Linked DNA regions of Mus musculus: region 1 is linked to region 2. A link is a loop called in an ENCODE intact Hi-C map of the cell type or tissue named here. Cell type or tissue: left cerebral cortex. All regions are shown on one strand. Each heading gives the region's core, and the rest is flanking DNA. Links, peaks and the distances in the headings are about the cores only. Region 1 overlaps Gm4876 (predicted gene 4876). Region 2 holds the start of Cav1 (caveolin 1, caveolae protein).

The links. A loop is a pair of places that touch in the nucleus more often than their neighbours do. Peaks named below come from ENCODE experiments on the same cell type or tissue, not always from the same donor. Only the 100,000 strongest peaks of a DNase experiment are listed, where the experiment ranks them.
Region 1: it touches region 2 in a loop (2.3-fold over the local background); 1 of 42 quality-filtered maps calls a loop at or near these places.

The regions. Positions count from the first base shown.
Region 1 is chr6:17,143,165-17,159,354 of GRCm38, reverse strand. All of the region lies in intron 1 of Gm4876 (predicted gene 4876), which reads left to right. Among named protein-coding and RNA genes, the nearest start is that of Gm4876, 21 kb to the left of the region's middle. In left cerebral cortex, for the core only: no CTCF peak of the experiment used is centred there; DNase peaks (open chromatin) are centred at 7,815 and 8,121; H3K27ac peaks cover 1,146 bases.
Region 2 is chr6:17,298,166-17,314,355 of GRCm38, reverse strand. Cav1 (caveolin 1, caveolae protein) reads right to left here and starts at 8,021. Exons shown (of 3, transcript NM_007616.4): 1 at 7,877-8,021; 2 at 6,311-6,475. The coding sequence starts at 7,906. In left cerebral cortex, for the core only: CTCF peaks have their summits at 6,724 and 8,146 (motif pointing right); DNase peaks (open chromatin) are centred at 6,445, 6,656, 7,274, 8,220 and 1 more place; H3K4me3 peaks cover 2,537 bases; H3K27ac peaks cover 1,786 bases.

The sequences.
Region 1 (16,190 bases), core at 4,393-12,392, 160 kb after region 2:
AAACATAGGCAGCTTTGGAAAATGGAAAAAAAAAACACATGACTAAGAGGAAAAAGGGGATACTACAAACAGGAAATGCTTGTGAATGCTTCAACTATAACCTTCTGCACCCAACCTCTTGTTCAAATTGAACAATATGTCATCTAAAACAGGTACTGCAGAAGTGACTGTTGAAGAAATAGCTGCACAAGCTAAAACAAGGTAGAAGAGAAACAAAATGCCTTCCTTAAACAGAGAGAATTTCCATTCCTGAAGTAAGTGGTTGTGTTTTATGAAGTACCCTGTGGTCTGAGCCCCGAGCCCTTGTATTCATCTGTGCTATAAAAAGTGTCTGCTGACTTAGGGCTAAGATAGTTTGTAATGAAGACTTTTAAGTGAGTATACCTGCTGCACTCCTGGGACTTATTAGCCTTTTGTTCCTGTATTGACTATGTGTTTACACATTAGAATACAACAGAGTAAGATGGATACAGGACAATAGAATAAGAAGTGTAGCTTATAAAAATTATGTGAATTTGTTTACTATATAAATATATATAGGACATTGGTCAGTCCCAGTGAATAACCTTTTCTGTCATGGTATCTGATTTCTCTGTTAAAGCTTTGAGCCAGGTGTGGTTAGACAGGCCTGGAATCACAGCCTTTGGAGGCTGGGGCAGAACTGTAACTTTGGGACCAGCATGGGCTACATAGAGAACATCTTTCCAAAACTAGAAAGATAGCAAAAACAACCCAAAGGTGGGCAGGAGTGGAGGGCCATAGATGTTAGCATAGGAGCTCTTCCATAAACTGGATTTTTTTATTACATATTTTCCTCAATTACATTTCCAATGCTATCCCAAAAGTCCCCCATACCCTTCCCCCTTCTCTCCTACCCACCCATTCCCACTTTTTGGCCCTGGCGTTCCCCTGTACTGGGGCATATAAAGTTTGCCTGTCCAATGGGCCTCTCTTTCCAGTGATGACCTACTAGGCCATCTTTTGATACATATGCAGCTAGAGTCAAGAGCTCAGGGGTACTGGTTAGTTCATAATGTTGTTGCACCTACAGGGTTGCAGATCTCTTTAGCTCCTTGGATACTTTCTCTAGGTCCTCCATTGGGGGCCCTGTGATCCATTCAATAGCTGACTGTGAGCATCCACTTCTGTGTTTGCTAGGCCCCGGCATAGTCTCACAAGAGACAGCTATAGCAGGGTCCTTTCAGCAAATGCTTGCTAGTGTATGCAATGGTGTCATCGTTTGGAGGCTAATTATGGGATGGATCCCTGGATATGGCAGTCTCTAGATGGACCATCCTTTTGTCTCAGCTCCAAACTTTGTCTCTGTAACTCCTTCCATGGGTGATTGTTTCCAATTCTAAGAAGGGGCAAAGTGTCCACACTTTGGTCTTCTTCTTCAGGTTCATATGTTTTACAAATTGTCTCTTATATCTCGGGTATACTAAGTTTCTGGGCTAATATCCACTTATCAGTGAGTACATATCATTTGAGTTCTTTTGTGATTGTGTTACCTGGAAGGCATCATCCTGAGTGAGGTAACACAATCACATAAATTGGAATTTTAAAGAACGGTTTCTTTCCCTGCTAGAACCAAGGCTCCACAATCACAAGAATACTCACGACTTCATTTGAACACATTTCATTTTTCTTTGCCAACAACTCAAATTATAGAATATTTCCTTCCTCATGACTCACCTGACATAGGTATGAACATCTGAAGAGACGTGGACATGTTTGGCTCTTCCCAAACAGATGTTTTGTTCACTAGAACAAGGTGACCGGCCAAGGCCAAGTGAACACAATGTGGTGACTCACTCGTGGCATTTTTTCCACATTTAGTTCTAAACAAGTTAAGTGCAAAGGCATTTGATAACTGTGATATTAGCCGCCGTGTTATCAGTTCATAGAGGGGCAGTCCCTCTTCCTTCCTCCCCTCCCTGCTCTCTCCCCCAAATCATGCAATCTTGGCCCAAGAGAAACAATCCAGTCTTTTAAAAGATAAGCTTTCGGTTTGAATGTTGCCACTTAGTCTTGAAAAGTTTGGATCTGGGGGTGTCTAGCCAAACTATTACTAAAATTCTTTCCTGACAATTATTCTGCAGAAATGGGAACTTTCTGAGGGTACCCAGCACAGGTAATTCAAATGCAGTTTAACTTAAAGCTGGAAATGATTCTTTTGATCTCAGTGACACGACACGAAGGGGTGTGTTAGGATTGTGGTAACACTTAGTTATCATGGTAAAATGCATACCATCAAAGAAAGTGAGAAAGCAATGCTTATTTCTTCCATTGGGGCCTTGAGAAACAGTGGACTACCAATAACTATTGTAACAGATCAGCACAATTATATTATTTGTTATTTTCAAGTTGCATGAGCAATATTAATAATACTATCTTTGCAATTATGAATGTGACTTTATTAAAAACCAGAATATGAGTTGAAAGAAAAGGGGGAGAAGATAGTGCATATTTTTCTATATTTAAAATTTATTATTTTTATTTTTAAAAAAAATCATACAATATAGTCTCATCATCTTTCCTGCTCTCCCAACTTCTCTCAGTTCTTCCCCATATCCCCCACTCAACTCCATGATGTTTCTTTCTCTCTCTAAAAAACAAACAAGAACGCGAAACAAAACAAAAAAGGAACACACATACATGCAAACAAACAAAAACAACGAAAATAGGAAAGCAAAACACAAGTAAAAGGCCAATTAGGCAAAAGATGCCCAGACAAAGCAATTTGAGATAAGAAGTCTGCAGATCTACCTCTCAGTTCATTTTTTGTGTTGGCCATCCACTGCTAGGCCTTACCCTGAAGTGTAATTAATATACCATGGAAATATGGAGACCAAGTGTGGAGCAGAGACTGAAAAAAAGGTCATCCAGAGACTGTCCCACCTGGGGGATCCATCCCATATACAGTTACCAAGCCCGGACGCTATTGTGGATGCCAGGAAGAGCTTGCTGATGGAAGCCTGATATTTCTGTCTCCTGAGAGTTAATTATTTGTGTGTGTGTGTGTGTGTGTGTGTGTGTGTGTGTGTGTGTGTGTGTGGTGTGTATGGTGTGGTACTTGCAGAATCCAGGAGAGGGTGTTAGATCCCCAGCAGCTGGAGTGACAGACAATTATGAGCCACCTGATATGGGTCCTGGGAACCAATCTCAGTCTCCCGGAAGAGCACCAGTGTGTTCTAAACCAATGAGCCATTTCATCAGCCCCAGAATAGTGTTCTGATGGAAAGTCCTTTGAGACATGTCTATAACTGAAATGGCTAATAATATCCAATTGACATAAATTTCATGGGCATACCTTGTACCTGTCCAACTGTCTTGGTAACTTATTTCTGGGTTAGATAACCTACGTGCAATTGAATTGACTTGATCTTGTGAAGAAGACTGGTACCTGGGTTGGGGATAGGGGTACAGCCAAGCATACAGTAAACCTACTTTATCTTTTAGCACCTGTAAGCATGTCATGTTTTCAGTGTTTTACTCTTGAAACTCTAATTAAAATATTGTCTTATGTGTAGAATTAATAAATTAGAGATTCCTTACATGAGGCACCAAAATGCACTGGTTTGAATGAATTAATAATAAACTTTGAGTTACCAGTAAAGACAAAAATCAGAGGACTTCCACTTCATGTTATTTTATCAAGAGCCAGTTCAGACTTTGGTCCTATGAGACTCCCCTCTTCCTGTGCCTGTGTCTTCCACTGTACTTCCGAGTCTGTGCCTGCCTGAAGGCTGTCCTGTGGATCTCTGTCTCTGTGAGACTGTCCCTGTGTTTCTATCTAACAAATGGCTTCATTTATTGAATGACACAGAAAACATCACATGGGGAGGGAAATTGGGATACATTATAGAAAGCTTTAATAGTATTTTACAACAGATTAAGTCACTGCCTCCAACTGACCCCATACAATCAAGCAATACCCAAACACTGTTTCCAGAGTTTATGATAGATATCTATTTTGTAAGGCTGCTTTTAGCCTATTTTCAGTTTTCAGCAAATGATTGTCATAACTCACACACAAACACGCATTAATCTGGGTTGGGAACATAGTGGAGTATCTAACAACACTCATTCCATTTTGGCACTTATGCATAAGATAAGACGGTAGCAGAGGCTGTTAACGTTGCAGTACTTGGAATATTAAGAGGCACTGGCCTCTGCATCTAAATCTCCCTTCACTTCTCTAAATGCCGTACAAAGGTCACAATTTTGAGAAAGCTAATGGAAAGTAACAGCTGAATGTTAGGTGGAAACTGGCTCCCACACTGTGGTGTAGTAGGAGGTAGGCTTCTTCCAAGAGATGGTTGGCTGCAGCTGATAATTTACGTGCTTTCAAGCTTTATGGAGAAGCAAAATAAATTTCCTTTATCTTTGGCTCTAAGAGATAAAAAGCCATCTGCAAGCTTTCTAGTCTGGTGTGAGGCATGCCATGGTATGCATCTTTCTAGGTTTTGCTTTCATAATTACCTGACAAACGCTATTTGCTATCCTCCTTCTGCTGTCATAGTAACGCCTTACTTCCCCTTACTCTATAGGAGTACCGAATGCAAGCTGGGTGAAGAAATATTATGACCATACATTAGTTTAATTCAATCTTACCAAGTTACTTTTTAAATTAAATTTAATTCAATTATTACCAAAATTTCGCTAAGGAGAATATATAGCTGTAGAAGCCTTCTTCATTAGCTACCTCAATTACAACACGTGAAGACTGTGGTCGACCCCAAAAGCCAATTCTCAGTGTATCTCAACTTCTGCTTAGTACTCTTTCCTTAAATGTGGGCAGATTCTGTGACTTGCTAAGAACCAATATAATATAGAAAAGACGATGGCAACTCAGACTTTCATATGAGTTAGTGTTGTACCTGTACACATGTATGTGTGCAGGTGCACACCCTCTGTGAGTATGCATGCATTATGCATGTAGAGGCCAGGGCTCAAATTCTGATATTTTCTTCTGTGTCTTCTTCTACCTTATTTTTGGGAGGACAGGGTATCTCATCAAATTTAGATGGCACTCTTTTGGCTAGACTGGTTGACCAGTTAGTCCCCCTGGATCTGCCTCCTCAAAGCAAAGGCTATAGGAATATGCCACTACACCTGGCTTTTTTTTTTTTTTTTTGACGTCAGGTCTGAGGATCTCAATTCCAGTGTCAGGTTTGTGCAGCAAGTACTTAACTCACTGAGTCATCTTCCTAGTGTCAGTGTCTTAAGTTACAAGACATTAGGACACCATAACTAGAGACTCTCCTACCAATCTTGGCAAAGAAAATCACTGTAGAGTGTATGAATTCTAGGGTTAAGTTCCAAGTAACTGCACCAAAGACCTAAGGGAAACCAAGACCTTTGGTCGTACCTCCACAAAGAAACTAATTTTTTTTCATGTGCACATGGATCCTTAGTTTATTTTAAAGATTTAAACATAACAAAATTTACAAAATACATATCCCTGCCCCATGTTACCCTGAAGAATCTGAGTATTCAAGTCTGTAGGCTCTTCTCCAGGGCAGCAGAACCTGAATCTAAACCCAGCTCATCTGCTCTAAATCTCATGCCATTAATACATTACTCATTTTTTACTAGGTATCATCTTTATTTACATTTCAAATGTTTTCCCCTTTCCTGATTTCTCCTCTAAAAACCCCTTATCCCCGCTCATTGAAAAAAAAAAAAAAGGGGGGGGGGAGACATTATCTTCCCCTTCAATCTTCCAGATGAGACGGCAACCCAGATTGACAGGTTGTTTGTAGTCTATGCTCCCACAGAGACTGTCCTGTCCCAGATATAAATTTACAGACATAAATCTATAGTGTGACTGCAAGACAGGAAAGGTACAGCATTTTAAAATGCTGCATTTGTGGCAAAATGTGACCCCCACATATAACAAATGTAAAAGAGTTTTAATTAAAATTAAAAGAGTTTTTACAGTTTATCTAAGAATGGATTTGGGGCCCGAGAAAAGTGATCATACTTCTCGCTCAAGGTCCCCTTCAACGTAAAACCCATCCAGGCTAAGAATCTAAATTAAGCTGAGTGTTGAATAAAGTACCGATTTATACAGGAGAACAAAAACACTAGATCAGGTAATAAGGCATGTTTCCTATCTGAGTCCCTGTCACATACCTCCCCTTTAAGTTTAGTTATCTGTCCTAACTGAGAGTCACCTGAGAGAAATCTTGATTGAGGAACTGACCGGATCAGAATGGCTTGCAGGAAGATCTATGGAAAATTGCCTCAATTATTAATTGATGTAGGATGACCCCGTTCACTCTGGGTGATACCAGCCCTAGGCTCCTAGTCCTGGGCTGAAAAAAAAAAGCTAGCTAAGCATAAACCTGTAGCAAATCAGAGAGTGAGGCAACAAGGAGTGTTCCTCCACGGTTCCTGTTATCTGGTTCCTGCTCTGACTTTCCTCAGTGATGGACTGTGACCTACAGAAAGTGTGAGCCCAACGAATCATTTCATCTCAAGATGCTTCTGGTCGGAGTGTTTTGTCTCAGCAACAGAAGGAAAGTAGAACAATAATGAATTGGGGGAGAAATTAGTTGCCGTTGTAAAACCATTGTAGTTTGCCATGCCCTTTCACCCTGACTATAAATCTTAAACAGAAGTCAACCCCATGTGTTTCCAGTTAGCTTGCACTTGAAATATCCAAAAGTTTTGCAAGGACCATTAAAATCTAAAATCTTGTGTGAAGCCCTTCCTCCTCCTCCTCCTCCTCCTCCTCCTCCTCCTCCTCCTCCTCCTCTCTCTCTCTCTCTCTCTGTCTCTCTCCCTCCCTCCCTCCATTGTATGATAGAAAAAGGAGTTAGTGAGATAAGAAGTGAGAACAGAGAAATTTGAGTTTGAATCAGGACCACAGGGAAACCTATTAAAATGGATATTTTTATAAAATAATCTAAGTTGTGTGAAATCTGTTTTGCCTAAATACTTTGTGAACGATACAGCATAAGGCCTCTTGTTGAAACCAATATCCATGGTAAATAGCCACATGCTACATAAACACAGCATCATTGTGATACTACATTTTAAGTGGCTTCTGCTTTATTTCTAGATTGTAGTATAAATTAAGTGTTTGATTACATACTATTAAATATTATAGAATATTTCCCTATTACATGCTCAAATGAACCAATGTTATTTTAATAAATATTATTACAAATATGAAGTAGTATTTTCTATTGGATAATGTTGAAAGTTAATGAGTGTATATGAAAATAAAAATTTACAGTATTATTAGAATTTATGACCTATTTCAAGTAAATTATTTTATGTAGATAGTCACACAAACTAATGCTGGTAGACGATGATCACAAATTCTTTTGTCCTATTTTTTGACTGAGTTCAGTATCTCAAATCACAAACTAAGAAAGACAGTGCATCTGGAGTTCGGGATACGATCTCCCATGCCTCACTGTCCCTATCGTAGGTTGTACTTGGCCCAAACGTATTCCTTTCCATGTCATGTCTAGCATGATGGATTGTATGTACGTAAAATTATGTATTTAACATTATGAAATGGAATTGTCTCACAAAACTGAATGTTGGGTTACAGACAGCCATCCTTTATAGGCTGAAGCATCACCAGTATATTAATTGCCTCTTAACATGGAACAATGCACCTCACCGCTTTCAAGGCATAATTAACTTGAAGTGAAATTCATGACCAACAGCATCTGATGAAGGGCTAGTGTTTTACAGACTATTCTTGATTCCTCTGAGAAGCATGTTTATTTTGGGGTTTGAGCAGATGAATTTCTGCTGTTGAAAAGCACCTTGCCAAGAAGCTAGATTCTGAAATCTAGCCACTTTAATAAGAAAATCCAACTAGCAGTGCAAGTTATCCACCATCTGTCAGTGCTTTTATGGAGAACACTATTGCCTGGAGTAGGAGGAAAGAGAATAATGAAATTAAGGGTGTCACCCAGTCCTGAGATTCTGTGATATAAGTATCCTGGATTTATTTATATTGTGCAATGTATTGTAGTTTATTTTGGGGACTAGCTGTGTGTTGCTATGCATATATTTGTGTCACTTGAGCTGCAAAATAGGCTTCTCGAGGGTGCCCTCTGACACCATTTCTAACACTAATCTCCAGTGCCTGAGATGTAAGTAAAGGGAGTGGAGGGGGCGAGGGAGTGAAAGTGTTTCCCAAGAAGGCTGTAAACAAAGATTAAAATAAAAGGCTGCACAGAGAGAAGACTTGGCGATTTTAATTCTCACTAAGTTGAAAATGATGGATATCAGGGGTTATGGAGTGAGACAAACCATATGGCAGACACTAGTCACCCCCAAGTTATGTGGGACTTCATGTAACTTCGAAGGAAAAGGTAACCAACAGAAGAGAAGGTGGATGGTGTCACTGTAATGCACAAAGATAACCTGTAAGCCCCAGGAACGAGGTGAGTTCCTGGAATGCTGGGAAGTACAGTTCTTAGAAAATGAGAAAGCCTTGTGGGAAAGTACAGTGGCCTACTGGCTTGTGCGTATAAGCTCCTGCAACACATGAATGGGATCATTCCATCTGGGAAGTCTCTGGAGAAGGGGTCCTGACCAAAGTCCATCTCTTGGTCAGAATTTAAAATTTAATAAGTACTTGTCTTTAATACTTAATAAGCACTTTACTTTAATAAGTAAATTTGGGCCAAAATGGTGGAGTTGGTCTTTCTCATGAATCACAGGATTAACAGTTACTATTTGCTTATAGTTAGCCTGTCTACTCTTGTACCTATTACAGATAGAAAGCTTTTCCATTTACTTCATAGGTTTGGACTCAGTAATTCCATATTCCCAATTGTAAGGGTACCGCAAACAGTTTGGCTGCTGATGTCTCATTATAGGTACTGTAATTATTTTTATTAAGTAAAAAGAGTAATAGTTAAGTTTAGCTCTTAATTCACTCACACCTCCAGGGAACGTAAAGATTCATAAAAGTCAAGAGTCAGTTTCAAGTAACACAGAAGAAAAGTGCTAACCTTCGTAATAAATTGTAATCCTAAGAGTTAAGGTTAAAAATGTAATTCATTTTCTTTCTTTTCATTTAATGTGCACTGGCTTGTGTGTGTGTGTGTGTGTGTGTGTGTGTGCACGCGCTCGCGTGGGCGTGTGCAAGTTCAGCTGTGTGCTCACATATGTATTAAGTTACACGTGATTGAGTGAGTGAATTCACACAGTTCACACAGAGACTAAAAGTTGATGATAAATGTTCTTTCCTCTCTCTCTCTCTCTCTCTCTCTCTCTCACACACACACACACACACACCAGGGACTCATGATGCTGTGAGGATTTCCCTTTTCCCATGGGCCAGATCTGGAACTGGAGGCGTGTGCTTCAGCCTCTAGCTTTTGACATGGCTTCTGGGAATTCAAACCCAGGTCCTCACACTTGCATGGCAAGTTCTTCACTGCTTGAGGCATCTCACAATTCCGAGTTTTGACTATTGAAAGAGAGTTTTATTAGGACACGGCTCCTTGATTCAGACAGGAGAGCCCAGGGAGCTGCCTTCTACACCCAGCACTGAGGTTCCAGCCCACAAGATGCTGAGCATTTCACTGGAACAAGGGACTCTGCTAAGGTTCTCAGGGTTTAGGTTAGGCATGTTACAGATTGAGCTATCTCAACTTCTTCGTACAAGTATAATTGTTTTCTAATATTTCTATTCATTGATATCAGATAGACTATTGTTTAGTTAGAAAAAAATTAAGTGTCGAAAGGGAGCTAAAACCATCCAGTGGAGAAAAGACAGCACTTTCAACAAATGGTGCTGGCACAACTGTCGGTTATCATGTAGAAGAATGTTAATTGATCCATTCCTATCTCCTTGTACTAAGGTCAAATCTAAGTGGATCAAGGAACTCCACATAAAACCAGAGACACTGGAACTTATAGAGGAGAAAATCTTATAGTGCCCTTGAAGATTTGGGCACAGGGGAAAAATTCCTGAATAGAACAGCAATGGCTTGTGCTGTAAGATTGAGAATCAACAAATGGGACCTCATAAAATTGCAAAACTTCTGTAAGGCAAAAGCCACCCTCAATAAGACAAAAAGGCCACCAACAGATTGGGAAAGGATCTTTACCAATCCTAAATCAGATAGGGGACTAATATCCAATATATATAAAGAACTCAAGAAGGTGGACTCCAGAAAATCAAATAACTCCATTAAAAATGGGGCTCAGAGCTAAACAAAGAATTCTCACCTGAGGAATACTCTAATGGCTGAGAAGCACCTGAAAAAATGTTCAGCATCCTTAATCATCAGGGAAATGTAAATCAAAACAAACCTGAGATTCCACCTCACACCAGTCAGAATGGCTAAGATCAAAAACTCAGGTGACAGCAGATGCTGGCGAGGATGTGGAGAAAGGGGAACACTCCTCCATTGTTGGTGGGATTGCAAGCTTGTACAACCACTCTGGAAATCAGTCTGGCGGTTCCTCAGAAAATTGGACATAGTACTACCGGAGGATCCCGCAATACCTCTCCTGGGCATATATCCAGAAGATGTCCCAACCGGTAAGAAGAACACATGCTCCACTATGTTCATAGCAGCCTTATTTATAATAGCCAGAAGCTGGAAAGAACCCAGATGCCCCTCAACAGAGGAATGGATACAGAAAATGTGGTACATTTACACAATGGAATACTACTCAGCTATTAAGAAAAATGAATTTATGAAATTCCTAGGCAAATGGATGGACCTGGAGGGTATCATCCTGAGTGAAGTAACCCAATCACAAAGGAACTCGCACAATATGTACTCACTGATAATTGGATATTAGCCCAGCAACTTAGGATACCCAAGATATAAGATACAACTTGCCAAACACATGAAATTCAAGAAGAATGAAGACCAAAGTATGGACACTTTGCCCCTTCTTAGAATTGGGAGCAAAACAACCATGGAAGGAGTTACAGAGACAAAGTTTGGAGTTGAGATGAAAGGATAGACCATCTAGAGACTCCCACACCCAGCGATCCATCCCATAATCAGCCTCCAAACCCAAACACTATTGCATATGCCAGCAAGGTTTTGCTGAAAGGACCCTGATATAGCTGTCTCGTGTGAGGCTATGCCCGGGTCTGGCAAACACAGAAGTGGATGCTCACAGTCAGCTATTGGATGGAACACAGGGGCTAGAGAAAGTACACAAGGAGCTAAAGGGGTCTGCAACCCTATAGGTGGAACAACATTATGAACTAAACAGTACCCCCGAAGCTCACGTCCCTAGCTGCATATGTATCAAAAGATGGCCTAGTCGGCCATCATTGGGAAGAGAGGCCCCTTGGTCTTGCAAACTTTATATGCCTCAGTACAGGGGAACACCAGGGCCAAGAAGTGGAAGTGGGTGGGTTGAGGAGTGGGGGGGGGGGGCTATGGGGGACTTTTGGGATAGCATTTGAAATGTAAATGAAGAAAATACCTAATTAAAAAATAAGTAAATAATAAATAAAAATTAAGTGTTGACCAGTTTCTCATGTACCCTAACTCTGTCAGGTATAGGGGCAAACTGGCTTCTGTGGGTTTTCAATAAGCCATGTATGACCCTATTAGGAGATGTTTCAAAAGCGTTTCTTAGCATTTTGAACAAAATATTTGCTCCCTACTGAAAATAGTTTAATATCAAGTCCCAAAGGAATTCCTTCAGCCTCATAAAGTTGCTTTTAGAACTTTGGGCTTTTGGCCTTCCTGTTACAAATACTGAACACATAGTCTGTCTCCAAATTCAAACTGGAGTATGTTGTATTTATCTTCTTAAATTGAAACTTTTACCTAAATCTTTCATTAGAGAATATTGTACTACATCAAAGCAATCTTCCAATCTAACACTTTAGTACCCATTCATAACTGTGTGTTTTCTATGCAGCTTAGTTTGCCTTTTGGTGTGATCAGACCTTCACATGTCTTCTCCTTTCTTCACCAGCTTGTTTGTCCTAGGGATGATGCACCTTGACTCTTGAAAGCATGGCTTCAGATTTCAGTTGTATAGCTCACCAGCTGCCCAGAAAATCACTAACTCACAGCAGTGGTTTGAAACCCACTGGCTTATGATACAGGATGATCACAGTGTGATCACTGTGGGGGTGCATGGGGCAGGAAGCATGTACCCTGAGTTCTAGTAGCACGAGTATGTGGACTGGGTACTGCAACTGCCAGAAACTCTATCTTATCAATGGATTGTTCGGATCAATAATTTATTCCCACTAAGGAAATCACGTTTCTCTCTCTCTCCCTCTCTCTCTCTCTCTCTCTCTCTTTCTCCCTCCCTCCCTCCCTCCCTGTAATGACATCACTTTTTAAAGTTTATACACTTTATCATAAAATCTGGTAAATAAACTAATATATATATCACACACCAATATCAACCAGACCCAAAGTCTGTAGAGCTCAGTCAACTTCCATACAGTCCGAGGGGGTACTTGGAATGGAGTCTGTGAAGCTGCACCCTAACTGTTACACTTTCTGTTTTTAACTCTGTCCTGGATTTTGGTTTTGGTGGTAGGTAAGTGCATAATGAATACTGGATACATATTTTTCTTAAAATAGCAACCTGTTTTGACTTAATAAGACAATTATTATGCAAGTAGTGATCGAGCCCAAATGTCAATTTGTGGGCAAGCTCCAGACACAGGGAGGGCATGGTGTGGTAAGTGGCATTTGTGTTGATGGTAATCTATGTGTGTTAGATTCTAAAGGAGATAAAAGAGAGTGTAGCCAGAGCTGGTTGTTATGCAGTACAATGTCAAATGTGACTCCTAAAGTCCACTGGATAGATGCATGATTATGGTATGTTATAAACTTGAGCACTTCTTTCCATGTATTAACAATTCACTAAGGAAAGTAAATCTAAACAAAATGGATATTACAGTTAAGCACGTTTGACTTGTTTTTGACCATGATTCAGAGATCTCATTCCTCATTCATCAACTGGTGTACATGGAAGACAAGAACAAATGGAGTAGGAACCCTCAGATTTTCTATCTTTCCTGAGCCACTTCCGTCATCCTTTAGCATATGGCATTATCTCCCAAATCACGCCATGTAGTCTTTCATCCCTTTGTTCCTTCATCAGCCACTTCGTTCTTTTGTCCTCTTTTACACCTAGACTTTTCTTTGCCGAGACTGTACTCTTCTAACAATTGTGCGGAAATATTTCATATCAAGGTTACTCAGTACACTGTCAAGTTTCAAATCATTCTCCACCCTTGGCTCAAGTATTGCTGGACTCTGGTGCAGAGACCGGTCTGTCTTCTTTACCACCAAGCGCTGGACTGCAATTAGTGTTCTCTCTCATCCTTTTCTTCCTTCTGTCTATTTCTCTCTGTGTCTCTCTCTCTGTCTCTCCTCTCCTCTCCTCTCCTCTCCTCTCCCCTCTCCCCTCCCCTCCCCTCTCCCCTCCCCTCCCCTCCCCTCCCCTCCCCTCTCCCCTCCCCTCCCCTCCCCTCCCCTCCCCTCCCCTCCTCTCTTCTCTTCTCTTCTCTTCTCTTCTCTTCTCTTCTCTTCTCTTCTCTTCTCTTCCCCTTTATTAAGGCCTTTGGTTTTAAATATCTTTGTATACAGATGACCCTAAATCTCCAACACTGGCATTCCCATGAATTTTAGATATGTATATACAACTGCTAATGTCTGTGTCTTCCTAAATTTAAAAGAAATAGAAAGGAACATCAAACTTACCTTGTCCGTAATAGGACTCTCGATTTTAGGGGTGGAATTTTTCTTCCTAAAATATTCCTTATCTCAGAAAATTGAATATATTTGGAATTCCTCATCAACAGACAAATTGACCACTTTAGGGTTAACTACATATTCACTTTTCTTTTGTGTTCTGTATTTTTATCAATAATTATCATCCTTGTTGTTGTTCAGTGCCAGGAATCAAACCTAGGACCTCAACGCCAGTTAACATGCCATACTCTCCCACCATTGAACAATATCCAGAGACTGCTGACACATCTTTCTTTGTGCTCACACAAGTTCATATGCAGGTATGGGCTGCAAGTGTATGTGTTCCTGTGTGCATGTAGAGGTTAGACATTAATCTTGGGTATTGTTCCTTAGGAAACACCCACTCTAGTTTTTCAGAGAAAGTATCCCACTGGTTGGCTTAGAGACAATCAACGAGCCCTGAGGATCTGAATGTCTCCACCTCCCCAGGGCTGAGATCACAAGTGTGGAGTTATGTCTGGCTTTTTAATGTGGTTTCTGGGACAGAACTCAAGCTTTTGTCCTTGTGTGAGAAGACTTTTACAGCCTGAGCCATTTCCTCAAGCCAGTGGTTTTTTTCTTGCACATTATCTTAAATTTCTATAAATGTTTTATATTCATATTTTCTTGAGTTTACCCCTCTTTAATGTTTTTTATTTTCTCTTTTCTCATACATTCATTTTGTGTTAGTTTCCTACCTAAAGAAATTATATGGTTAGCTCATTTAATTCTAAATTGAGCTATTTTAAACTTTAAACTTCTAGTTTTTCATCACAAAGCACCAGAATTTAAAACTAGGGCTGGCACACACACAATGAAAGTTTGCCTGAGTCATTCATTATCTGTTAGGATGCTTGTGGGTCCTTATAGATCCTTTTGCGTGTTCCTTACTTGGAGAGCATAAGGATCAGCAAGCAACATCCTTGTTTGGTGTTTGTTTACCTGCTGGTTTTCTTTTTTACTCCCTGTCCAACCTACAATGGTGCTCCAGATATCCTTGTTGAGTTCCTGATCCCAGGGCATAGCATTTCACTAAGTAGGGTGACCAACCGACTTCTCTACTGTTTGTTGTAAAGAGAATCCTTGACCAGATTAAGGAAGTTTACATCTGTCCTAGATTGCCAGAATGGGTGCTTTCTACCATGAAGAGATGCAGGATTTAGCCAATGTTTTTTCTGTGCCCATACAATAGTGTTTTTAAAATATGAATGATTGCATTGATTTTTATCTTTTAATTTTGTTTATTTGTATCATTTTTCTTAAAGCCGTTCTTACATTGATTTTTTTATAGATTTTCTGCATTTAGATGTACTGCATCTATTCGTGATGTATTATTCTTTCTCTTTATTGTTAGATTCTATTTGCTAATGTTTTCACAGTAGGTCATCATGTTCATCATGGAGGCAAGGCTCTTCTAGCTGTCTGGTTTACTCTATCTGAGATTCCTAACCCTCACTGCTCCAACTTTTTCTCTGCCACAAAACGTCACTGCTCCAAGTCCTAGAAGATGGATCAGCTCATTTCTCACTTGCTCAGATCTTGCCCTCCAGTTTTTCTCTTTCGTCCTTCCAAGACGTCCTCCCTAGTTCTCTCAGTAGATTCCATCACTGACTGTGTTGCCCTGTCCTGCAATTTTCCCTTTGTGTGTGGTCTTTCAGAACAGACAACATAATTAACTGAAAGAATACTGTTTTTCTTGCTGGGCAGAATGGCTGCACTCTCAGCACGCGGAACACTATGAGAAGAGGGTCTCAAGAAGTAAGAGAACTTGTCTCAGAACAATGAGAGAACCATGTGTATATTACTAAGAATAATAATATAACTGTGTAATGATACAAAGAAAGAATAGATTTTTATATAAGTGTACCCACTGCATATACATTGTAACTATTTAAACATGCATGTGCATACTTATGTACATAATATTTACATTTATATTCTATATAGTCATATATTTACATAAACACATATGTTTTATGCATATAAGCATCAGTCTTTTTTTACCAGTCTGTCTTCATGTCTGAGTTTAACCTTCTGAGATCTAGGAAACATTTGGGAAATCTTTTCTGAGCTCACAAACTTAACTGCTGTGAAGAAAGCCATGCTGATATCCACGCCAGTCTCACATTTTCTAGGATTTGATTGCCTGTTGCAGAGCAAGAGACTTACTAAGTTTTTTGGAATGATTGTGCCATACGCACATTCGTGCACAAGTGTCGTTTTCTCTTTCTTGTTTCTCTGGGTCTCCTTTAGAATTTCCCTTTATAAAAACCAGGCAATATTCCTGGGCACATTTTAACACCACAATTAGTCATGGATGTGGTGATTCATCAGGCTGGCTTATAAAGCAAAGGCAGCCTTGCCCTTCCTAAGCATTGAGTTTGGCAACTCTTTTCCCTCCTCTGAATCAGACGTGTATTTGTTTGAGTAATCAAGAAAGAACTGTCTGTCTTGTGACCTTAGAGG
Region 2 (16,190 bases), core at 3,686-11,685:
TCAGGGAAAAGTGTCAAAAACAAAACAACACAAACAAACAATCTATACCACATGACTCGTCTGTTCTCAAGGAGTAGAACAAAGAGTATGTATCTTTACGCCAACTTGGGCAGAATTATTTCTAAACCTGAAGTTCCAAATGGACAGATTTGGGGAAGCCCAAGCATCTAGACTTTTAAGAATTCCTCTAATGACTCTGATGCCTTAATTAAATCTGTGAAACCTCCTGGGTTTGGAAAGAAACCATCCATTTTTTAAAGACTTCAGATTTCAAATGTTCGATAGAAAAAATGGAAAGCCGATATGTGAAGAGAGGTGATTAAATATGAACTGCAATATTTTCTGCAATTCAATCACAATTTTTCAGAATTCAAAATGGACATTGTTTAAAAGTATTTTGTTAGCATGGTAGTCTTTCCACTATGGCAGAACATCTCTAAATTCCTCTACATTAGGCCACTTTGTAAGAGAGCGGAGCTCTTTTATTACATTGTTTTCAAAGACATATATATCTTTCAAAACAATATATCCTTGTAAAGATATTTCATTAACATCATAAAAGCTTTATATATATGCATATATCATCTTACATGCAATGCATCTCATATAGCAAACATTCCAGAGAATGCATATGCATACATATATGCATATCCATACAAGTTCTCCAGAGCATAAGAAAGGGTGCATACATCCTGGCATAAACTCTTCTGTAGGCATTCATTCTCCCTACTGAAAATATAGTGTGATAGAAGGACCCAGAGCCCCACAGGTCAGTGGACACCTCTCTTTAGCAATCAGATCTATCTGGGAATTCAGTCATAGAGAACTGCTGTTTCAGAGTAGGGTAAACTAGAAAGAGCTAGAAAGTACCTGCTATTGTATACACTTGAATGAACAGGATGCATAAGCAGGTGGCTTTTGAAATTTCTGGATCTTTTAGATCCTGTTCCCTACTGCAGTTGTTCATAACTCAATCCTCTAGAAAATGTAGCCAGCACTGCTGCTAATGGAAAAATATCCCATATCATGGGCTCTTCATAATTCAAGGATATATAGTACACTTTGTCATAATAAGAAATATAGATTTCAATTCAGTTAAAGTCAGAATTTAGACAAACAATTTCTCACTATATTTTTACCTTAATATGGAGATGGATATAAGAAAAAAGCAATTTTTAAAGAAGCATTTAAAATATAATATGTAAAATACATAATATATTATATATTATGCATTAATATATAAGAATAAAATATTATATAATATTTATGTAATTATTGGCTGAACATAAACTTATTCATATGCTTAGGAATAAATAATGTCTCTCATTTTAGTATCTTGCTTTGCTCAATAATATGTAAAACTTGCAATCAAGGATGTAAGATTTATAACCTGGACATCCTGAATTCTAGGTATGATTTCAGTTGTTGCAGCATATTTATTACCATTTTAAGAAGCACCTTAAACAAAGAAGTCCAATGTCTATCAACTCCAACAGAAAAGGTTGCCACCATGGTATTGGAAGTGTGCTTTGATTATTTGTATACTAAAGTGGCTTAGTTTTATAAATAATCCTTATCTGACATCAGTCACAACGTTTTCTAGACTTTTTCTCATAGAAAATGGTCACAGAGGCATGGAAAACCTCACTGATAATGTTCTGCTCACTACACACATGACTTTGCTCCATGAGTAATGAAAACTGAGTTTGTCCATATCTAATTATGTTCACGTTTTAGGAGACAAAGTTGCAAACAGATAATTTTACTTTTGAGCAAAGACCTCTTCCCAGATGTTCCGATTTGTCTCAGTGCTAATCCCAAAGATCACTAAGCCCATTTCTTCCCCATGACAATAATCCATGACAAATTATGTAATCTTATGCTTTCTTTTTTGGTGGTACATTTCAAAAGATCTGTCTTGAGCACCGTTTTGAAACTATGGAGATCTTTTTAAAACTTCATTAACCCTAATTTTTTATTAATGTCCAAAAGGGGGAACTAGAAACTAGGCAACTAATCATTACGTTCCCATAAATTATGTTGTTTTGTGCTCTGATGGTTCTATCTCTAGTGTATGCATCATTCATTTCATATCACATCTGCACCATGGAATCATTAAGTCCATTATACGTTGAGAATATTTCATGTCAAAGATGTATTTAACAGACCAAACCCAGTGAACACCATTGTTCAGCCACATGGTATACTGTAGTATTGGTGGTTGTTTCTTTTTGGGATTGTGTGGTTATCTGGGAGCTATGTCTCACTCCCACCTCCCAGCATCACAAGAGACCATTGTGCTACATATCACTGCTGGAGTAGGAAAAGGTCAAGATTCAAATTTTTGAAGCATAGCTCCTACTGAATTTGCTCTATTTTTGTAGTCTGGAAAACTGAATAATCAGGTTGCACCATGGTGAGTTGTGGACTACTTGCATTTCAGCCCTTTCCTGTTTACCCAGTATGGCTACGTCACAGCTGTGCTTTCAACCCTAGTCTTTTCCAAAACTTTAGCTTCTCATATCAACGCCATCCTTCATTTATGCCACAGCTTCCCGCTGCGGACTTGGGAGCCTACAATCTTAAACTGAGTGTGATATTCAGGACTCTGCTACTTGGTTATAATCTCTCATTTCATTTTTATCGTGTTCTACTATGCCACATGAGCTCCTAGACTCCAATCAAAGTGAGATATTAAAATTTGCATGGAACAACTGCACCTAATACTAAGAGGTTGTGGTGGAAGAGGGGGAGGAAAGATGAGAAGAGTCAGAGGAATACATAGGTTGCTGTGACACTGTGTTTCCTAGAAACGTCAGAGCAGCAACACCCATGAAGCCTCACCAATATGGCTGCCTAAACAAGACCTTAGCAAGGATGACATGGTAGACATGCTAAGGGATAGAAATACTCACAAGGCCTCAACCCTAGACAAAAACTACAGGCAGCTAAGGAATGCTGAGAGTGAGGGAAACAGTCTTCCCCAGGTAGCAGCATACCAGTTAATCATCTAATACCAAATATCCCTGCGAACATACACAGACAACACTATATAGACAGAGCAGGCTATATTTTTATGTTTAGAAATTTATATGCACATATATTTGAAGAAAAAGCAGCCATGGATCTGAGAAAAAGTCAAGGGTTACAATGGGAGGGGCTGGAAGGAGGAAAGGGAAGTGGGGAGGGGAGCATAATTATAATCTCAAAAATTAAAAATTGTAATCAAACTTTATTTAAAATAATAATATGGAAGTGTCTAGGGGGATCAAAGAAAGGGAGGGGTGAGAAGATGGAGGGTAAGAAGGTATGGAAGAGAATATTCTCAAAATACAATATATAACAGTCTGGTCTCCTTCCGTGCACCCTCCTGCCCTCCTAAGCTTCTGCATATAGACTGTGCTCTCCCACCTAGGTCAGATCCCATGCTCCTCTTGACCCCCTCCATTAAAGGATTTAAGGAATCTTTTACCTACCTGCTGCTCTTCCTGTGACATCTTCCTGACAGTATCAGTGACAATCACTTTTGAGAACATTTTATTCTGCAATATGCGATACCACTTACTTTGACTTAGCATAGCACATATTTAGTCTATTTCTAAAATGACAATGCAGTTGACAGTGCAATGGAGCCTCATATTACTACATGCCAGGAGAGAGAGGGAGATAGAGAGAGAGAACACAAAACCACCTGTGGGGGAGAGTAAATAAATTGTGCTAATAAAACAAATAATAGAGCTACATGTATCTTGGTAGTCAGGGCAAAACTAAAGGATCCATTGTGGCTCTGTGTGTGTGTGTGTGTGTGTGTGTGTGTGTGTGTTCAAGATTAAGATTTTTGTAATATGTACATATCTTTCTTGTTTTATTAGCAGTATTAACAGTAATATTTTTATCTGCTGGACTTATTTTAAAAACTAAATCATAAAAATCCAGCCTAACACATCACAACATTGTAATAAGCTGAATAGCAATTAATAAGATCATATATTTTAATGCATTTTTTTTTTTACTTTCGAATTCTAATCATGGGTAATGAGCAAATGAATGAACATTATAAATGTCAGAGGAAGAATGGTGAATCCAACGTTTAACTATCTGGGTAAAAGAAGCTTAAGAAAACATTCAAATCATAATATTTTGTATATATGTAGATACACCGTTATGTGAAGTGTCAAGCCTCTATATGAAAACAGTTATATTGGCAATCGATTCTATATTGAAATGGATATTCTTGTTGCCAGAGGGCTAGGTGATCATGCTCTGTGTTGATGAAGTGCAAGTGTAGAGCATGCAGCCTTTGGGGCCTTTCCATGCCTCCACACTTGATACATAGGACTGAGACGAATTGGACTATGGTGTTCTTTATACCTTCAATCTGGGCCTCATTTCTTGTCTACATAGAAGGTTTGTTTAGTTGTGTTATTCAACTGGATATGAAGGTATCGGTGAAGAGCAGGGGACACTCTAGCAAGACACTGTCCAGCAGAGATTTCTATGATGGAAAATTTCTAGCTAGTTCTGTGGGGGAGGGGAGGAGTCTATGAGCAGGGGTAGCCTGGGTCTCTCTCTGCAAAACAAATGCTTTCAGAAGATAACCTCCTGGGCAGGACATCTGCCTAAATTCTTCTAAATTCTTTTCTCAAGGTTAGCTTTTTCTTGTCTGTCTGTCTTTCTGGATTTGCTCCTCCTGTGAGCAAGCAGGCAGGTATTGCTCTAGCTCTTCTAATTTCTCTAATTTGAGGAGCTCCACACTCACTCTTGACGTAGTATTTTGTAAACTGCTATTTCCTCCAAGCCTGTTATGCCTTTTTTCCATCTGTGTTGAAGTCTCTTTTCCCAGTGGGGCCTTCTCTCTCCACTTAGTCATGCTATGTGTGGGGACCCAAATCCACACTGCTGGCCTTTCTGACTCATCTCAGGAGGCTCTCTGGCTCTTGGGAATCCACATTGCAACAACAGGGAGGCTCCATAGAAGGGAGCCAATTTGTAATCATGAAATCTGCTTTTATAATTGGAGTCTCCCTCTTTGACCAACGCAGCACAAGAAGGGTGAAAAGAAAACTGCTCTTTCCCCTTTAAGGAAGTGTGGCTAATAAACGGATTTTTTAGCAATCTTAACTTCCAATTTATGAGGTGCCTTCATTGCTGGTTTTAAATATTCCACAATGTGGCCAAGAGAAAATGGTCCAATTTTCCTTTTTTTCTACCAGCAAACCAAGGGAGTCAATTTTGACAGATACACTTTCCCTGTAGTTGTAGATTAAGCCTCTCTCTCTGAAATATATTATTCATAAAGGTGAAACTGTACTGGAGCTCCTCCCATCCATAGATAGAAGGCTGTGGGTAGAAACTGCATCACCTCCTCAATGGTGAATCAGGGGCTGGGCAGGGCAGGGCAGTGTCTTCCGTTAGAACCCCTGAAGCTAGGATTTTCCTTGGCCCTCCAGGCCACTCAGAGGAAATCCTCTGCCAAGGACAGCTCGAGTCCAGGATTTCTCAACCCACTCAGATTCAGACAAGAAATTCCTTGAGCCAGAATTGTTGAAAGGGTCAAAGTTGAATAGCAAAATGATAATGAAAGTCAGACAGACCACTGTGTCAAGTCTATGCTGACCAACAACTCAGGAAAGTAAGGTATTTTAAATCTCAGCAAGGACATCTTGAAAATGGAACACCAATCTTGAGTTCTGTTAGCCCAGGGCAGGCTGACCTTGGCTGTCACCACACACGCACACATTTAACTAGAGGGATCCAGAAGTCAAGAGGTGGAAATGATTTTCAGTTTGGTAAATGAGCTTACCCTTGCACATGTGCCATGTTTCTATAGTTAAAACACCACACACACACACACACATACACTACATACAAAATATGTACACATATCTGCATATGTTATCGGTTCCACTCATTTCATATTTTTATGCTAATCATTTAGATTATTTAGCTGACAGAATCTGCTCATTCTGTATTCTGTTATTCACCAGTGGCACAAAGTCTCACACAATTATTTTACCAACATGGAAAAGAGCTGTAACTGGACTTTTAACCTGCCAATGGACCATAATAATTTTCCCTTCCCAAGTAATGTGCATGTGTGTGGTGGGGCACTCGTGGCTAAGGTTCTATGGACCCCCCACATCAACTGGCTAAATTCCTGCTGAACTTGCCAGCAGGAAGAGGCAGGCAGATGCGACATTTCTGACACCAGACCCGCAGGGGGTCACACACAGCCAAGCTCAAAAAAGGAGTGCTTGTCTGTCAAAGCTTGGGAGAGTACACTGTGGGACCCAGACAGCAACATGCTTACCTTGACCACGTCGTCGTTGAGATGCTTGGGGTCGCGGTTGACCAGGTCAATCTCCTTGGTGTGCGCGTCATACACTTGCTTCTCAGTCACCTCGTCTGCCATGGCCTTGTTGTTGGGCTTGTAGATGTTGCCCTGTTCCCGGATGGGAACAGTGTAGAGATGTCCCTGTGAGGGCAACCGGCCAAGCCAGGGGAGGGCGGCAACAGCGGTGGGAAGAAAAGTTCAGAAAGAAAAACAAGAGTCAAGAGTCAGCCTGGCTGTGCGGGGGTAGCCTGGCGCTACAACTTTTGCTAGCTTCAACCTCGAAGGAAAGGCTTGCACACAGAAAACTCCAGCGCTGCAAGCTTTTTAAGAGGACGGAGCGGAGGACACCACACCCCTCGGTACCAGGCAGAGAGCGCCTGCCTCCCGCGCCCGCCGCCAGGGGTCAGGGCGAAGTCCCATGCGCCCTCCTGCTCCCCACGGCTCTCGGCCCTGACTCCCCAGCCCAGGGGCTGGGGTTCCCGTTCCTCCTCCTCTGTATTCCTTCTCTCCGCCAGACCTATGACCCCACAACCTCACCTGCTCCGTGGTCCCTCTCTTAACCCTTAACACTGTCCTAAGGTCCCTTTCAACATTATCAAGATCACTCTGGACCAAACTGACAGACGTAATGGTCCCATCTTCACTGTCCCTCCGTGCTTCTTCCTTGCACCTGCCACAGCCCCTACCCCCTTTTAAAACCCACCTTTACTCCCTGGTTTTTCTTAGGCCGTGGGGGTGAATAAGTGGCTCACAATCTAACATACTTCTTTAGGCTGAGGCATGTGCCAAGACCTGTCACCCCCACCCCCATGCCCCAGAGGACATGCCATCTGAAGAACTGCCTGACCCACCCTTACTTAGATCACTCTCAGGCTGTCTACTCCAAGCTGAATCGTAGCCCTATTTGGGAACCGGGGTCTCCACGTTTAGTCCACCTGAGTGCCAAGAAGGAGTTGACAATGGCGGTGGTACTTGTGAGGGAGGAAGGAGGCTTCCCCCACCTCGGAACTCCCCCCGCCCGGGCCTCTCAGGGGCAGAAAAAACTATTGAAGTTCTCGAGAACTTCGCTAAGTGCAATACACGCATGCCGCTGCCCAAGCCAGCCACTTTAGGCTCCTGGGGGGTTGGGGTGGGGGGACACTGTCCAAATGAATCTCCTTCCCCCGAACACACACACACACACACACACACACACACACACACACACACACACACACACACACACACTGAGCAGCAGCCCTAAGCCTCCCAGTAGGTACGGGCTGGACCGCAGTGGGGTCTCGCGAACGTGTCATCTGGAAAACTTTTCTAAGTCTGGCAGACCGGGTCTCCTTCTTTCCCCTTTTGGCTCCATTGGTCTCCTCTCCAAAAGGAAGCCCTAAGACATTCCTAGCTTTTCACCTCCCCACCCAGCCCATTCCTCCAAGGTGCCAGCTCGAGTGCCGCGAAGGTGGAGAGCGGGCTGGGGCGAGGAAAGCAGTCCGAGCATTTGGAGTGGAAGATAGCAAAAGCAGGCACTTTGGAGCCCTCACCCAAGCCTACCTCGGAGTCTACGTATTTGCCCCCAGACATGCTGGCGCGTGGCTGGCTGCAGGCTCTGAGGAGGTTTCCCTGGGCTGTGATTTAAGAGAACTGAGGAAGGAAGATCTTGTATTGTATAGAGGGGGGAAAGGCGCTGGCGGGGGGCGGTGGCTGGGAGGGAGCCTCTTGGCTGTTCGCCAGGGGTTTGTTCTGCTCTCAGTTGGCTAGGACGTGCTCTGCGCCGGGTCTAGGCACATCCCCAAGGTTCTGGCAGCAGAGGGCGGGGAGTGCCGGCGGGGAGCTGAGAGCCTGTGAGAAAGCCTTCATCAGAGCTAGGCAGTTTGGGCAGATATTTTAGACTCGAGGCAACGTTTTCCCAGCTATAAACCTACAGAGAGGCATCCAGGGGAGAGCGCGTGTTTTCCCAGTGCATCATCTCAGCAGGGGTGGAGGGAGCCCAAGAGTCTGCAGAGATGCCCAGTATGGGCATCCGGCTCTGCAGAAAGAATTCTGCCCTGTCCTAAGCTGCCTCCCCTCCCAATTCGCCCACGTAGAACTGATCTGTCTCCTTGTTTCACAGAGAAAGATATAGAAGCGAGATGGCTGGGAACCTGAGGGAACATTTTTTTTTTTTTTAAATATAAACACAACGAAGCAATCTGTGTGGGCGCCTCTGCAATAAAGAAAATGAAATCCCTACCAGCAGGTTATACAGTAACCATAAGCACTTTGAGTATTTTCAACTGCAGAAAATTTTACTTAGAGGTTCAAGCTTGTTACTAGAGAGTTTTTTGTTTTTGTTTTTGTTTTTTTTGTTTTTTTTTTTTTTCTTGGCTCAAGATCGACGAGTTCGAACCCAGGGCTTTGTGTATTCTGCCTGGAGATTAAACACTCTACCACTGAACTACATCCTCTGCCATAGAGGATCCAAGCGCAGGAATATGTGCTTGACTGTGAGAGAATGTTTTTTGTTTGTTTGTTTGTTTGTTTTATTTTTTGACAAAGTAGTTTTTCTTTTTAAGTTAACAACTAAAATATCAGTTTCAAAAGCTGGCCAGCCTCCTTTGTCTTATTGTAAGGAAAAATAAGATAAACTATAGTTGCTTTTTACTAAAGGAAAGAGTAACTAATTAGAGACAGTAACTAAGCAGTTTACTCCCCACCACCTCAAGGATGAAAGGAAATTTTTACCTAAGCATTCCTATGCAAACACTCCCAATGCACACTGGAAAGGACAGAGAGTACATTTTTAAAATTGTTTCCAAGAAGCAGGAGCACGGGCTCATGAGAAGGATGAAGAGGAATCCCAGGGCTTGAAAACAGATAAAATGGAACCCTGAAAGAACTGATCATCTAGCTGGAAAGAAGACCTGAAAAGACCAGTAACCTGGGTCCCCGGCTGATAGGGAAGCAATTGTTAATTAATTATTTGATTAATTATAAATTTATAATACATTTTATTATAAATTATAAATATATTATTTATGAATAATTTATTTATTTTTATCAGGGTGTGACACCCATAGCTAATGGGAACGGCGTGCTATTTCAGCACTTGCATTTGTCATACTAATCTAATGAGGGTGGTTAGCAGTATGTTGTTAAAAAATAAAAGGGTGAATTTTAACCAGGAATGGCAGGGGAAAGTCGGTGTGGTAAAGGTTAGGTAACTTATGCTGGCTGTTCCCTATGAGATTAAAGGTCTTTTCAAAGGCTAGTCTCCTTAGTTTTATTTCTACTAAATTACTTTTCCAAAATCTTTTATCAACTCGTGTGTCAACCTACACGGTAAGCCAGAAAAGGCCTTCTGGTTCCATGTAGCTGCCTTAGCTACCTCTGAAGATCTCTTAGGATATCGTTTGTCTACTATCTGCATTGTCTTTCAGAGATATTTGCTTCGAGGCCATTAGGATTCTGTTCTAGGGAAAAACGTAGAAACTGGTTCCCACCCATTGTTTCAAGCTGACGAGTTTGCCTTGCATTCCCGGCAGAAAGAAGTTCTGGAAAGGTCCTTCAGTGGATGCCTACCTAAACCAGCAGAGGGAAAGCCACCTCCAGGGGAAAGCCCATATCCAAGTCAAGTCAACAGCGGCTCTGGAATCATAAAGATTAGGGGAGTGCTCTGGATGCCAAGATGAATCCGCAATGACTAGAAAAACGATAGCTGTTTAGGTGACCCACCTCAACAAGACACAGATGCTACAGAGAAACAGTTCTTAAGGTCTTGTGACAGCTGACTGGGAGAAATGACTCTGACCCCATGAGAAGTTAACTCTGCTAACTTAGGTATGAGATTTAAGTGAATAGGTGATATAAATAATCCTTTTCTTTGATATTCACACATGTGACTTTGGGCTTGAGGGAAAGTTAATAGCTTTCTCTAAATCATTTGCTGGAAATGAGTATTACAGTTTATTTATTTGCTATTTTTCGAATGTCAGATGCAACTTTAAAAGCCTGAGGATTCTGCATCAGTAGAGATACTTAACTAAACATGGTAATGGTCATCTAATCCCGCTATCTTAGACATAAAGACACTGATGTCTGGATACACTAACACTCCTGAGGAAAATAAACTGTTTCTAAGTTGACAACTAACTGCACTTGTTAAGTTCCAGGACACAGGATCTGCTTGTGGCTAAATAACAATTAGCTGCTTTTTTTGTGTTCGCCCTGCCTTTCTTCCAGGCCCATCTTCCTACCGTGCTTTATCTTTCCCATTCTCATGACACTGAGTCTTTTTCCTCTTTTCGTTTAGTTCTATCTTTTTTCTCTTCTCTGGTTAGAAGCCTAAGGTTAAGCAATACTAATAGTCTTAAGATTTAAAATCCAGGGCTGGAGCGATGGATTAGAGGTAAGGAGGGTTATGAGAGCTTGCTGCTCTTGCATAGGATCTGGGTTGGGTTTGGTAGATCACACTGTCCATAACCCTAGTTTTAGGGGATCCTCGGCCCTCTTCTGGCACTGACACTCACTTGGTGTGCACAAATACACGCAGGCAAACACTCCTACAGACAAAAGAAAATAAATACATCTTCAAAAGGAAAAACAAACAAACAAACAAGCAAATCTTTCAATATTTCATAATCAGCTTAGAAAAGAGATTTGGGAATGGGTTGTAAATGGTAAATGGCTCTGTGTGTGTGTGTGTGTGTGTGTGTGTGTGTGTGTGTGTGTGTGTGTGTGTGTGTAACTATGGCAAAGTCACTTACCACTCATTCCAGACTTGAGCTATATCTCAGAGGCTTTCCTCCCAGCACTGCTAATTGGCTGGTAGCCCTCATATGCTTTCCTCTACTTACTCTGTCTACCAGGTTCCATGGAGGTCTTCTTCCCTAATTTCATGGATTTCACTTGGAAAGTAACAGCATTCTGACTGAAGATTTGTTACCTTGCTGATTCCTTTCTTCCCTGTCTGACAGGGAGCCTAGCTGGAACTTCTTTGCTTGAATCATCATCATCATCATCTTCTTCTTCTTCTTCTTCTTCTTCTTCTTCTTCTTCTTCTTCTTCTTCTTCTTCTTCTTCTTCCTCATCATCAAATATCAATGTATTTGAGAAGGCTGGCCTTGAACTTCTCATCTCCTGCCTCCACCTATCAAATACTGGAATTTATAGGCATGTCATGCCCAGCTTTTCTTTCAGTATTTTAATGATATTTATTTATTTATTTGTTTATTAAAAAAAACAAAGCAAATTATATCTTTGTTTTTCTGATCAAGATGCCCGGAGAGTGTTTCTAATTAGATTTACATTCTTTAGTTTTTAAAAATGGAAGACATAATTGATGCATATCCATCGAGATTGCTGAGAACATTCCATAAGATGACACAGTTAAAATATTGGTGCAATTACCTAAATTGTAATAGATGCCACTAACCCTCAGGGACAGAGTTTAGCCCACAAATTCAATAATGGAATGGACACATTTTACTTCACAAAATGTCTTAGTAAGTGTTCTATTACTGTGAAGAGAAACCATGACTATGACGACTCTTCCAAAAGAAAGCATTTAATTGGGACTTGCTTACAGTTTCAAAAGTTTAATCCATTTTCTTATAATGGGAACCACAGAGACATGCAGGCTGACATGGTGCTAGAGAAGCAGCGGAGAGTTCTACATCTAGATCTGCAGGCAGCTGGAAGAGAAAGAAAGACACTGGGCCTGGCTGGAGCATTTGAAACCCCAAAGCCCATCCCCAGTCACACCTCCAAATCACTTTCAAGTAGGACTACTCCCTAATAACCCAACATTCAAATCTATGGGCATGTGGGACCATTTTATTCAAACTACCACTGTAAAATATGTTTCCTGTAAAATAATACAACTGTCCAAAGTAAGCACATAATATGAACAGGCCCAATCAAGCTTGATGGTAAAATCATTTTGTCTTATTTGCCTTAGAACGTAAGGGGACAACATTATAGACACTGTTAAAGTCATCTGTGAACCATAGCAACCCTTTTCTATAGCTAAACTTAATTTCCCTAACAAAACCCAATTTCGTTAGGTAGCAGAAAGTTCACTGAGGACAGTTTGTACTTTCCTCCATTCCTCAGTAGTTTGTTTAGAAGTGAGCTTGTGAATTGCTAAGGAATTCAATTCTGAGGCATGTATAGGTCTTAGGATGCTTTGCAGCCCAATGACTGTAGGAATCACTTCTCTGTCCTCAGGCAGTGAATGCCCGTATATCATTTTTCATGGTCCTTCCATGCACCTCTTAGGAGATACTCTTTGGACTGTTCCTCCAAAGTCCCCAGAGTGGTACTGTTAGGAGGTGGTGGAGACATTATGAAGTGAGATTATTAGGTCACTGTAGGCAAACTCAGAAAGAGTACTGTCCCTACTATAAAGCAAATAGTTTTGTTCTGTTCAATGCTCCCACCATGTGCTACTTTAAAACTGGCCCCAAAGCCGGTACATCTGACCATGAACTACAATCAAACTGTGAGTCAGAAAAATTCTTTTTTCCTTACAAGTTGATTACCTCAAGTACTTGTTCCAGAGGTGGAGAACTGACTAGCGTAGGACCAGTAATGCTTATTATTATTATCTTATTATTTCAGTGCTGTCCCAAGGGCTCTGTGGAAATACGATAAACTGTAGAGACAGGAGTGATACAGGAAGATCCATCAATCCCAAGTGAGATAAGTCACTCCCTAGCCTTGTCATGGCTCATTGAAACAATCTGGGGGTCGCTACCAACATTTGCTCTACTCAGGAACCGAAAGCATTATCTTTGCTCTCTGAACCTTATACACTATCTGCTTATGAACATTTTGTTCTCTAAATTCTTTTCTCTTGAGCAGGTAGCCTATTCCTGGGTCACCCAGTAATACTTCTATGCTGAGTCCCCCAGGAACAAGGCTGAGGGGATGAAGAACATCTACTCTGTTTTTTGCTTTTTTGTGTTTTTTTTTTTTTTTTTTTTTTTTTATATATATATCACAGTTCTGCTTTGGGATGGAGAGGGGTGCTCCAGGGGCATCAGTAAACTTTAGAAAGTATCATTATTCTCAGCAACATCTCTGTACTCTACCTAGTTTGTCGGAACAAACCAGCTAACTCAAATTGCAAATGTTTAATCTTAGGATTTCTGTAAATACGTCTATTTCCCAGACAGCTTCACATTACAGCCTTTGCCCTTCTATTAACTCAAAATAGTAATAACCATATGATCTCCATTTAGCTTTTCCTATGTCAGTTCACACTTCTATCAGTAAACTTTCTACTACTCAAATCTAAATTAATCTTATGGTTATTTACTGTTGAGTGAAATCCCCAGAAAACATTTAAGCACCCAATGCTGTGATGAAGTTGAATTTATTTTAGCTGGGTATGGTGGTACATGCCTTTAATCCCAATACTCAGGAGGCAGAGTCAGGTGGATCTCTGCTTTTGAGGCCAGTTTCTATGCAGAGAAACTGTTTCAAAAAACTAAAACCAAATTAAACCAACCAACCAACAAACACATAAACAAGAAAACTGAATTCACTTTTGTGTCAGACTTAGGGTTTCCATTGCTGAGAAAAGACACCATTACCAAAGCAACTCTTATAAGGGAAAACATTTAGTCGTGCTGACTTACAGGTTCAGAGGTTTAGTCTATCATCATCATCATGGCTGGAAGCATGGCAGCTTCCAGGCAGACACCGTGCTGGGTAAGCAGCCAAGAGTTCTATATCTTGATTCAAATGTAATCAGGAGAAGACTGGCATCCTCAGGCAGCTAGAAGGAAGCTCTCAAAGCCCACCCGCACAGTGACCCATTTCCTCCAACAAGGCCATACCTACTACAACAAGACCACACCAACTACAACAAGACCACACCTCCTAATAATGCCACTCCCCGGGACAAGCATATTCAGACCACCATAGGGTCCCCATCACAACTTGCTGAAAGCTTGGTCACCTTGTGTTTGCTAGGCTCCAGTCCATTGTAACTTTATGGATCTTTCTGAATGGTTGCCATAATAGCTAACTGAAAGTGAAAGTTGATGGGAATCAACATGATTTCATTATTATACATTTGATAAATATTTAAAAACTAAACTTTAGGGTGTAGCAATCACTTATTTCTACAGCATGGCTCTATAAATCAACTACTATAAAATCTAGTAGTTTTAAAGGCTAAGGAGACAAACCTTAGCAAGTTTTGATTGAACACTATAGTGATTTGAATATGCTTGTTCCAGGGAGTGGCATTAATAAGAGGTATGGCCTTGTGTAGTAGGTGTGGCCAGGCATTGACCTGGTCTGACCCCAGGACAAGGGAGGAGAAACTGACCATCACCAATGAGGAAGCCATGCTAAGGTTGTAAATAAAGAGAAGCCAGAGGATCTTCAGAGACTGGCTTTTTACTGATTTTCTAAATTTTCATCTAAGCTTTAATATATATTGTATAGCCATCCTTTGTCTCATTCCTAGAAAGCATTATGCAGTGTATCAGCAATACTCTGGGGTAGAGATATGCTTGAAACTCAAGTAACATTCTCAACTCACCTAATTGTTTTATCATGATGGCATAGAATAACTCAAGCTAGCTGCCACGAAAATGAGTGATCTATTTTATTTATGTTGATAACTGAATCATAACTGTCCTTCCATTCTTTAAGACAAAAATATTTCTTAATCTAAACTTATAGCCACTAGTAACATGATCTAAGGATTATATATTCTGAAAGCATGAGGTTGAAAATAAATGTTTGTTCATTCTTTCATCTGAGTGGATTTATATCAATAATGAAAGCCCAAATGCAATTCTATTGAATATAAACTTGAAACTACTTACTGTAAAGAAGTCTCAGGTGTAGAAGTTTTCAGAAAAGTACGAAGCTAAGTGTTGAGGGAAATTGCTCCATTAAATCTAGTTGAGAGATATTGAGTAGTGGAATAATGACTGCATTTCCTCCTGCTCAAGCAAGCTAAGTAAACTGTAACTCCCTTTTGGACATTTGACTGTCTCATAAACACTATTCAGAACTGACTACAAGTGGTGCTATAATATAGGATATGATGCAACCTAGTGTACTTTGATATAATAAAGCAAAACCAACATATACTATTTAGAGGAATATCTGCATACTGTTTTTTATACTATATTGACTCTCAAAACAACCCTGATTGGTGTGGTTCATAGTGATCTAAATACCTTTAAAAAGGCACAGACAGAGAAACAAATGAAAGAGCGTGTAACTACACACTATTATTTTTAATAATAGTGGGTCAAAACATATTTTGAACCTGAAGTAGTGATAAATAGCAAAAATTTAGTTTGCACATCACAAAATCATAAAGTGAAGATATGAAACTGACATCTTTCTTCGGCAAATGTAAATATCTGGGTGGAGCCGCGCACAAAAGCACCTTGCTTGCAGATCTGTGGCAATGCTTCATTATTTTACAAAGGAAACACTCCTTCATTTGATGCTTTCCCTAGTACATAAGCTATTTACCAGAAATCGTTTTTATCTGGGAAAGTGGGTCTACACACTACTTTCTTCAAGGCAATGGTACTTATTGTTAAATATATAACACTTTAAAAAAGTGTGGGCCATGTGTGTGTGTGTGTGTGTGTGTGTGTGTATCTCTGTGTGTATCTGTGTGTGTGATTTTACATTAGCCATTGCATTTTACTTTTCCACAGTCCTATAAAACTTATTATTTTCTTTTCCAAAGAAAGTCCAACATTGCAACTTTGCTTTATGTGGCTGCTGACTGGATTTAATTCCTTAGTGCCAGTTTTGAGAATGCAAATGTGTTTTAATGTGTGTAGAGAAGATTCTAATGTTCCAATCATCTTCTATCCCTTTTCAGAGGACCAAACACATGGCC